Linked DNA regions of Homo sapiens: region 2 is linked to region 1. Evidence: chromatin loops called from intact Hi-C (ENCODE). Cell type or tissue: Caco-2. All regions are shown on one strand. Links, peaks and the distances in the headings refer to the core of each region. The heading gives the core; the rest is flanking DNA. Region 1 overlaps DNM3 (dynamin 3). Region 2 has its middle 20 kb from the start of METTL13.

Region 1 (4,395 bases), core at 113-4,112:
CATTCAATAACTGATTGCTCTTAATTTAAATCTTTTATTTAGACTGGACATTTTTTGAGTGTTTTAAAAACAAAAGTAAGTTGAGGCAGATGGTAATGCGTATTTGCAAATTCTTTTCGTGAATGTTGGAAAATTACAGTTGCATCAAAATACTTACTTGTAGATAAGGCTAATAGAATATATTTGAGCCTTCTTTAAAGAAAGCATTGCCCACATTCGTTAAATGCATTATCACAATGTGTTCTTTTTTTTTTAAACCAATATATACAAAGTGAACCCAGTTTGTATACTCTTCCCTTCCAAGAGTTCCAAAGCAGTTTTTATCATTTCATTAATCCTTCGAATTTCTGTGAGAAGATAGCAAAAGCATGTTTTGTTTACTTTAATTTAGAAATAAAAAAGATTAAGCTGGAAAAAAGTTGGGTGACATACTGGGGTCACATGGTGAGTACTAGAAATTAATGAACAAAATAGACTTAATAACAGATAATAGAATTAAAATGAATTTTTCTGACATTATTTTTAGTTTTCTCCTAGAGAATATATTTTAAGGAAGATATTTGATGCTGTGATATAAAGTAAACCATTCTTAGCATATTCCTTTTCTTTTGGAAATGTTAGATGAAATTGCAGGCAAAGATGGTGTAGAAGGGGGAAAAACAATTGAGGAAGTCTAGTTGGCGAAGCAGGACTACTTAGCAAGAGTATGGTCTGAGCCCAAGGAAACCATCTACAACCAAGTGTTCAGGAGGTAAGGTGTAATTAGATCTTAAAAGAAGTACCAACATTTTTGTAGTAGATGTTGAAATAATACCAAATCACTCTTTTTTCCAGTGGAAAGATTCATATTCTGATTTGATTGACATTCCCATAACTTGTTAACCATCAGTTTTAGCTCTGAGCTAGTCAGCTGGTTCTGTTTGGAATTACATTATTTTTAAGTTACTAGATATACCTCAGAAGCTTTGAAAAGAATAGCTTTGGGTTTCTTATCTAGTGGAGGTTTAGAACCCTGTATATGTGTGTCTGTTTATGTTTTCTGGTTAATAAAACTAAGACCCATTCTCTTCATATTTTGAAAAGAGGGGCAAAGGCTTGCAATTATTTTTATAGATCCTAGCATTCATGGTTCTGAGTCCTACTACCAGGACAGCAACAATTGTGTGGTGAGATTTCTGCATTCTCATCTAAATACCGATAGAACGACCTGCATACTGAAGTCCTTGTAAATTCAACTTAAGAAACTTTAGCCTGTTTATTTAATCCTAAAAACATATCATGTAAAATGTGTATGTGTGGGTACTTGATTTGAATTATGTACTTTGAAAGTTACATATTCTCTTAGGGCTTTGTTTTTTTTTTTTTTTCCTCAGAGTAAGTTAAGAAGGGAAGTGGCAGAAGGATCATGAGTTCCTTGCTTGCAGAGTAAGTGGGGAGATGAGAAGGAGGAAGCAATGCTTTTGTGAGTGTCCACCAGATTGTAGGGACATACGAAGAGAAAAGACTGGTAAGGTTCAACCACTGTGAGAATTAGGAGTATTTGTGAATGAGTTAGTCTGGGGTGGCTTTGGTTCTCTCCTGCTCCCTGTGGCAGGTGGTCCCTGCATATTTGTTCAAAGTGTGCCACAGGTAAGCAAGGTAGCATGCCAAGAACAGTGAGAGCTGGGTTTAGTCTGGCCTCTGCTGTCATCTGCTGGTCTTCTCAGCTCTATCTGTCTGATTTAGAGGCCCCTCCTTGGTGGCCCTTGTTAATATTTCACTGCACAGGAATCTACCGAACAGTTGGTTGCCTCCTCTGTCTGCTCAACTATTTGCAGCTTCCACGAAGCCAGGAGCTGTGTCTCCTTTATCATTTTCCGTAGTGCAGTGCCGGCATATGGCAGGAGCTAACTGAATGAATCAGCTACTTGACTCTGTACAAGCCATTTATCTAAGCTGAAACATACCTTTGTCATCAATAAATTGGTTGAGAATAGTTGAGTGGGCTTGGATTAGAACGGTTGTTGTTTTTTGAGACAGAGTCTCGCTCTGTCGTCCCGGCTGAAGTGCAGTGAGTGGCATGATCTCAGCTCACTGCAACCTCTGCCTCCCAGGTGCAAGCAATTCTCATGCCTCAGCCACCTGAGTAGCTGGGACTACAGGAGTGCGCCACCACACCTGGCTAATTTTCATATTTTTAGTAGAGACGGGGTTTCGCTATGTTGGCCAGGCTGGCCTTGAACTCCTGACCTCAGGTGATTTGCCCGCCTCTGCCTCCCAAAATGCTGGGATTATAGGCGTGAGCCACTGCACCCGACCTGAACAGTGCTTTTTAAACTGTAGATTGTGACCTAATAGTGGGCCATGATATCAGTTTAGTAGATGGTGTGTGACAGTGTTAAGCGAAGTATCAGACTACATCCAAGGTAGTTATAAGTACCACTTTGTGAAAGTTTTGTATTAGTTGCATATTTGTATATGCATACTAGGCTGCAATGTAAAATGTATTTCTTACTATGGGTTATCCTCAAAATTGTTGAATGCCTCTGATCTAGATTAAATCTAATATTACTTCTAGTCATTTATTTGGTTATTTTCTATTTAAATGGCAGGACATATCTTTTTATTAGAGAAGACACAATTCACACTATACCATTACTATTCCACTAGGATGAATTAAAATGGAAATAACTTTATTAATTTAAAAAAGCTGTCTTTTAATTGAAAAAGTGATATGTACATGTAATACAAATTCAGACATTCCAAAATACATTATATTTATACCACATAAATCCCTTTCCCCTATTGAGGTTTCTTAGTAAGATGTTTCATTTACCTGCCTATCTTCCAGATTACTTCTGAATTTATATTTTCTTTATATGAAATTTATTTGAGTTTTGAGGACAGAGAGAATTTAATAAACTTGTTTGTAAGTAGATGATACAACCAGTTAAGAAAGGACATGTTTGAAAATTCTTTTAGCAGATGGATTTGTCCATTTACTGAGTCATTTACAAAGAATCATATGTTGAGAGTCCACAATATGCCAGGAATTGTGTGAGGCTCTGGTATGCAACAGCTCCTTCAAAGAGCTTGGTGATCCAGTGGGTACAGGATTGCTATGCACTGCACTGTCAGGATACCCAGGCTAACAATTCTTATGAGAGCCATTTGTCAGAGAATAGTTGGTGAGTTCATGATACTGTCTCTAAATATTTGAGGAGCTGTTACTTGGAAAAGGATTAGACTGACTCAGTTATCTCCCCAGAAGACATAATTAGAACAAATGGGTGAATGTTACAGGCAGATAGACTTAAACTTAACGTAGAGGAGACTGTTCAATAGAACACTTTAAAAAATGGAATGGATTGCCTGTGAAACAGTAAGTATTCCATCCCCATAAGTGTAGAGACTGGCGATTGATGACTTGCTGGCTGCTTGGCATGGTGTAGTCAGGAGAGGGGTTGAACAAAAGGACTTTGAAGGTTTTTTGTTTGTTTGTTTGTTTGTTTGTTTTAAACAGTCTACGATTTGGCTTGATGGATGTCAGAGAGAAACCTGGCTTTAAAAAAATGTGTGTTTTCTATAGGTTATCTGTAGGTAGATAAGAAATGACAGACTTATAAAAGAGTTAAGACCTCTCTGGGTCTAGACCTTCAAAAAATCATTATGCCTGTCATTGTATGGATGTAAAGAAGCTGGACTCTCTCCTGGAATGGCTAATTCCATGAAGCAGCTGTGGTTAAGGGTGTTTTAGAGGTAAACTGTATTTATTCTTTTTTTTTTTGAGACAGGCTCTAGCTCTGTCACCCAGGCTGGAGGGCAATGGCATGAAAACTGCTCACTGCAGCCTTGATATCCCTGGCTGATGAGATCCTCCCACCTCAGCCTTCCGAGTAGCTGAGACCACAAGTCCGCACCACCATGCTCAGCTAATTTTTAAATTATTTTTTGTAGACACAGGGTCTCCCTATGTTGTCCAGGCTGGTCTTGAACTCCTGGGCTCAAGTATTTCTCCTGCCTTGGCCTCCCAAAGTGGTGGCATTACAGGCATGAACCACTGTGCCTGGTCTGTATTTATTTATTTTTTAAAAAAGCTTAATTTTAAAATCTGCTTTTCTAATTGACCCAATTTCTTTCAGTGGTATACTAGTCTAGAAACTTAAAAAATAAACATAGTTTAGTTTCCTTTTTTTATTTTTAAAATCTTCCTATATCTAACACATCTTGTAATTTCTTTATTCAAAACATCTTTTTGGTCAGCCTTTTCCTCTTTATTCTCATTCTGACCATCAGAGTCTCAGCTGTCCTCCTTTCGCATGTGGGATAACTCTGACAGCATCCTGCCCTCTCACTCTCTCCATTTCTTATTCATCTATTCCATGTAAATATTGCTGCTCTCAGGTTAATCTTCCA
Region 2 (4,395 bases), core at 258-4,257, 50 kb before region 1:
AAAGTTCTGTGACAATGTAAAATTGGTAAGCCTGCCTATTGCCCTTCTCTGCCTTTTTGCCCTTGTCCCTCACCAATTTTTCAGTGTGTGCCTCCAGTCTTCTGTCATGGCTGCCTGCTAACTGGGCCTCTTCTCTAAGTCTGTCTTCTTATGGATTGGGTAGACCAGTAGTTATTTTTTTTTTTTTTTTGAGACAGGGTCTCACTCTGTTGTCCAGACTGGAGTGAAGTGGTATGATTTTGGCTCACTGCCACCTCTGCCTCCCAGGCTCAAGCAGTCCTCTTGCCTCAGCCTCCTGAGTAGCTGGGACTATAGGCGCACACCACCATGCCCAGCTCATTTTTGTGTTATTGGTAGTGACAGGGTTTCACCATGTTGTCCAGGCTGGTCTCGAACTGCTGGGCTCAAGCAATCTGCCTGCCTTGGCCTCCCAAAGTGCTAGGATTACAGATATGAGCCACAGTGCCTGGCAGAACCAGCAGTTATTCTCAGCTGCACATTGGAGTCATTGGATATGGTAAGCAGAATAATGTTCTCCCAAAGATGTCCATGTCCTAATCCTTGCAACCTATGAATGTTATGTTACACTACACAACAAAGGGAAATTAATGTAGCAGATGGATTTGATGTTGCTAATGAGCTGTCTTTAAAATAGGGAGATTATTCTGAGTAATCAGATACAGACACTGGGTGGACTCCACGTAATCTCAAGGGTCTTAAAATGTGGAAGAGGCAGGCAGAAGACTCAGTGTCAAGAGTGAAGCAATGTGAGGAAGACTCACCAGTCATTGCTGGCTTTGAAGACCATAGGCCACTAGCTAAGGAACATGGGCAGCCTCTAGAAGCTGGAGAAGGTAAGAAAACTAGAGCTTCCCTAGAGCTTCCAGCAGGGAGTGCAACTCTACCAATACCTTCAATGTAGCTCAGTGAGACCCATTTTGGACTCCTGATACGGAACTATAAGATAAGAATTTGTGTTGTTTTAAGCCGCTAAATTTGTAGTAACTTTACAGCAGCCATAGAAATTGAATATATCTGGGAAGCTTTAAAAAAATGCCTAGGCCTGGCCCCACCCCCACAGACTCTGATTTAATTGGTCTGGGGTGCAGCCTGTGCATAAGAATTTTAAAAAAGCTTTCCAGGTGATGGATGCTGTTTTGCAGCCAAAATTGAGGACCCCTGGAGAAGAGGTTCTGTGGATGGATATGTCACAAGGTAAGGAGGAAGGAATTGCCAGCTAGTCTCATTAATGACTGCTGGCTTAGCTCTGAAATGCAAACATCAGCAGTCACTTGGTAATTGGAACATACTCCCCTCCGACCTTCACATTAGCCCACACCTTAGCTCTTTGCCCTTTGAGTGATGGCAGTAGTGTGAGGAGTCAGCTTGTTGCATTGGACGATTTCCTCCATGGGGCACAGCAGCCTCACTCCCTGCTATAATTGGGCCCTGAGTGTACCTCCTAAGGACTGCTTAATAAAGCTCAAAGTCTAGTAAACCATAAGTCATACAGTTTCCCTCTTGTGGCTTGTCTTGCCATTTGATTCCTGCAGATTTGTTAACAGCTAAATGGTCGATAATAAAAACCATTAAGTTGGATTTTTCTTTTTTATATACCCAACTGGCATTTTTTTGGAGAGGTTGTTCTGTGCCAGACACTGTGCTTGTGTTGATAAAAAGAGGAAAGATAGCTTCTGCTCACCAACTAGCTGGGGAGAACAAATTACACAGCACGTGGATGACTTCAGCAACCACCTGTGCATAAAGTGTAAGGGCAGCATACAAGATGGTCAGATGTTTGCTTAGAGTCTTCTTAGATCCTCTTGCTAGGCAGACAAAAAAATCCAGCCTCAATAAAAACTGCCCCCTTAAAGTGACTGAAGGCTGGACTCATGGTTTTGTTTTTCTAGCCCACGTCTCACTTGGTTCCTGTGCTTCCCACTAGATGGCACTAGAAATCACATTTAAGTGCTTGGGTGGCTGTAAAAAATTCTTGGGAACCTGGCACTTCCAGGGGCTCTTTCACCTGAGCCGTATTTCCTGTGTCTTTCTCTGGTCAATGAAGACAGACTTCTACTTTACTTGTTGTTCTCTTGCTTCACCTAGTACCCTATGCCCTCTGCTCTTCCACCATCACCTGTTTCCTGTCCATGCACATGGAGACAGCACCATTTTCTCCAGTGGTGGAAGCCTGTATAAGGCAGAGATCCTTTTACCCCTACATCCCTGATTTTAGAAGTAATGGCAGGAAATACAGCAATGGAATAATGCTAGTAAGACATGAAGCTCGTGGCACATAAGAAGAAAAAAATGTAACAACATGCATCTGGGCCTGAGCTGGTATGTCTTCAAGTTTTCTGCCAAGATGTAAGTCATTTTTATCATAGTAGTAAATTGGTAGATAAATGTTGGTAGAAGTAAAATTTGATTGAAATAATGGATTTTTTAATGCAAACCTGTCTGTAGTGGGTTGAATAGTGGCTCTAAAAAGAAATATCTAAGTCTTAAACTCCAGAACCTATGAATGTGAGCTTATTTGGAAAAAGGGCCTTTGCAGATGTAATTAAGAATCTCAAGCTGAGATTATATTGGATTGGAGTGGACCTTAAATCCAATGATAAGGACTTAGAATGGAAGGGGAAATGAGACAAGGGAGATGGGAGAAGGACATATGAAGACAGAGGCAGATTGGCGAGACATCCCCGCAAGCCAAAGAACAGCAAGGATTGCTAGCAGCTACCAGAAGCTAGGAAAGAGGCAAGGAATGATTCTCCCTCAGAGCCTCCAGAGGGACCCACCTCCTGACACTTTGCAGACTTCTGGCCTTTACAGTTGTGAGAGAATAAATGTCAGTTGTCTTAAGCCATCAAGTTTGTGGTAATTTGTTTCAGCAGCCTTGGGGAATGAATATATAGCCGAAAAGGGCTTTGTTTGTGCCACCCCACAGAACCAGAGAACCATTAATGCTAGTCTCATTAATGACTGCTGGCTTAGCTCTGAAATGCAAACATCAGCAGTCACTTGGTAATTGGAGTATATTCCCCTCCCACCTTCACACTAGCCCACACCTTAGCTCCTTGCCCTTTGAGTGGATGGCAGTAGTGTGAGGAGTTTGGCCTCCCAAAGTGCATGGGCTCTGGGCCACATGCTACCCCAGATGTGTTTAACCTTCACCAGACATTTTAAATAAAATCTATCGATTAGAAAATCGTTTTATACAAAATCTATAAAATTTCTGGATTCTTTTGAGAATTTAGAAGCTCCTGTGATGACAGGCCCATGTTCATACTTGGCTGGAACTGGCAAGCATCTTTGCCTTGTGGATGGGTGGTGTTTGCCACAGTCCCCACTGCTCTCATCTGTGTGTTTCCTGCATTTATGTTACATGCCTGGTCCTGCAGGCATTTGAGCTTGTAGCTCCTACATATTTAGCAGGACAGGTAGGCTGGGAGACACAGTCCCTTCTTTAGAACAAGGGGAAAGGAGTCCCTGGTTTTGTAGTCAGTAGTTCTGGGCGTTTTTTGTTATATAGCAGCACAGCTTAGAAGGTGGTTTCAAAATCCGGTTGCACAACAAAACCATCTGGGGTCCATTTCCTATATACTGATTCTGGACCATATCCCAGACCTACTATGTCAGAATCTTGGGTGTGTGTGTGTGTGGGGTGGGGTGGGGGAGTGATGGAGTAGGACAGAGGTAGAGCCAAGGAATCTGCATTTTTAAAACTCTCAAGCAATTCTGATAATAAACAGGCCTAGAAATAGCTGCCATAGGATATTATCTTTTAGCACTGAAAAGGGAGGCAGTTTGGGTTTTTCTTTCACTGGAGATCTTTGAGGCATGTTGTTTTAAAAAAAAGTCAAGATGGCAGAAGTGGAGCAGAAAAAGCAGCAAAGCAGAAGAAGCAGACCTTCTGCAAGTTCACCTCCTGTGGCGTGCACCCCGACCCACTGCTGGACTTGTCATGCGAGCAGCGAATGAAGCTGCACCGTGGCCTGTGGCAGAAGCAGCACTCGCTGCTGAAGCGCCTGCGCAAGGGCAAGAAGTGGGCACTGCCTATGCAGAAGCTGGAGGTGGTGAACGCGCACCTGCAGGATATGATCATCCTGCCCGAGATGGGAGACAAGACGGTGGGTAGCATGGTGGGCGTCTACAATGGCAAGGCCTTCAACCAAGTGGAGGGCAAGCCCGAGAGGATTGGCCATTACCTCGATCACCTACAAGCTCGTGAAGCACTGCCCGGCCAGGCATCAGAGCCACCCACTCTTCCTGCTTCACCACCCTCAAGGATTCTGCTCAGCCAGTAAAGGCACACACACTTCTTAAATAAATAAATAAATAACAAAATGTCTTTTCTCATGGAAATGTGAATGATTGCAATATTTTGTGGAGCTA

Evidence for each region. Hi-C counts contacts between places; a loop is a spot of excess contacts. Peaks named below come from ENCODE experiments on the same cell type or tissue, not always from the same donor. Only the 100,000 strongest peaks of a DNase experiment are listed, where the experiment ranks them.
Region 2: it touches region 1 in a loop (12-fold over the local background); 17 of 110 quality-filtered maps call a loop at or near these places.

What each region holds. Positions count from the first base shown.
Region 1 is chr1:171,849,416-171,853,810 of GRCh38, forward strand. All of the region lies in intron 1 of DNM3 (dynamin 3), which reads left to right. Among named protein-coding and RNA genes, the nearest start is that of DNM3, 10 kb to the left of the region's middle. In Caco-2, for the core only: no CTCF peak of the experiment used is centred there; a DNase peak (open chromatin) is centred at 1,736.
Region 2 is chr1:171,799,653-171,804,047 of GRCh38, forward strand. It overlaps the pseudogene RPS15P3. Among named protein-coding and RNA genes, the nearest start is that of METTL13, 20 kb to the left of the region's middle. In Caco-2, for the core only: a CTCF peak has its summit at 1,940 (motif pointing right); a DNase peak (open chromatin) is centred at 1,979.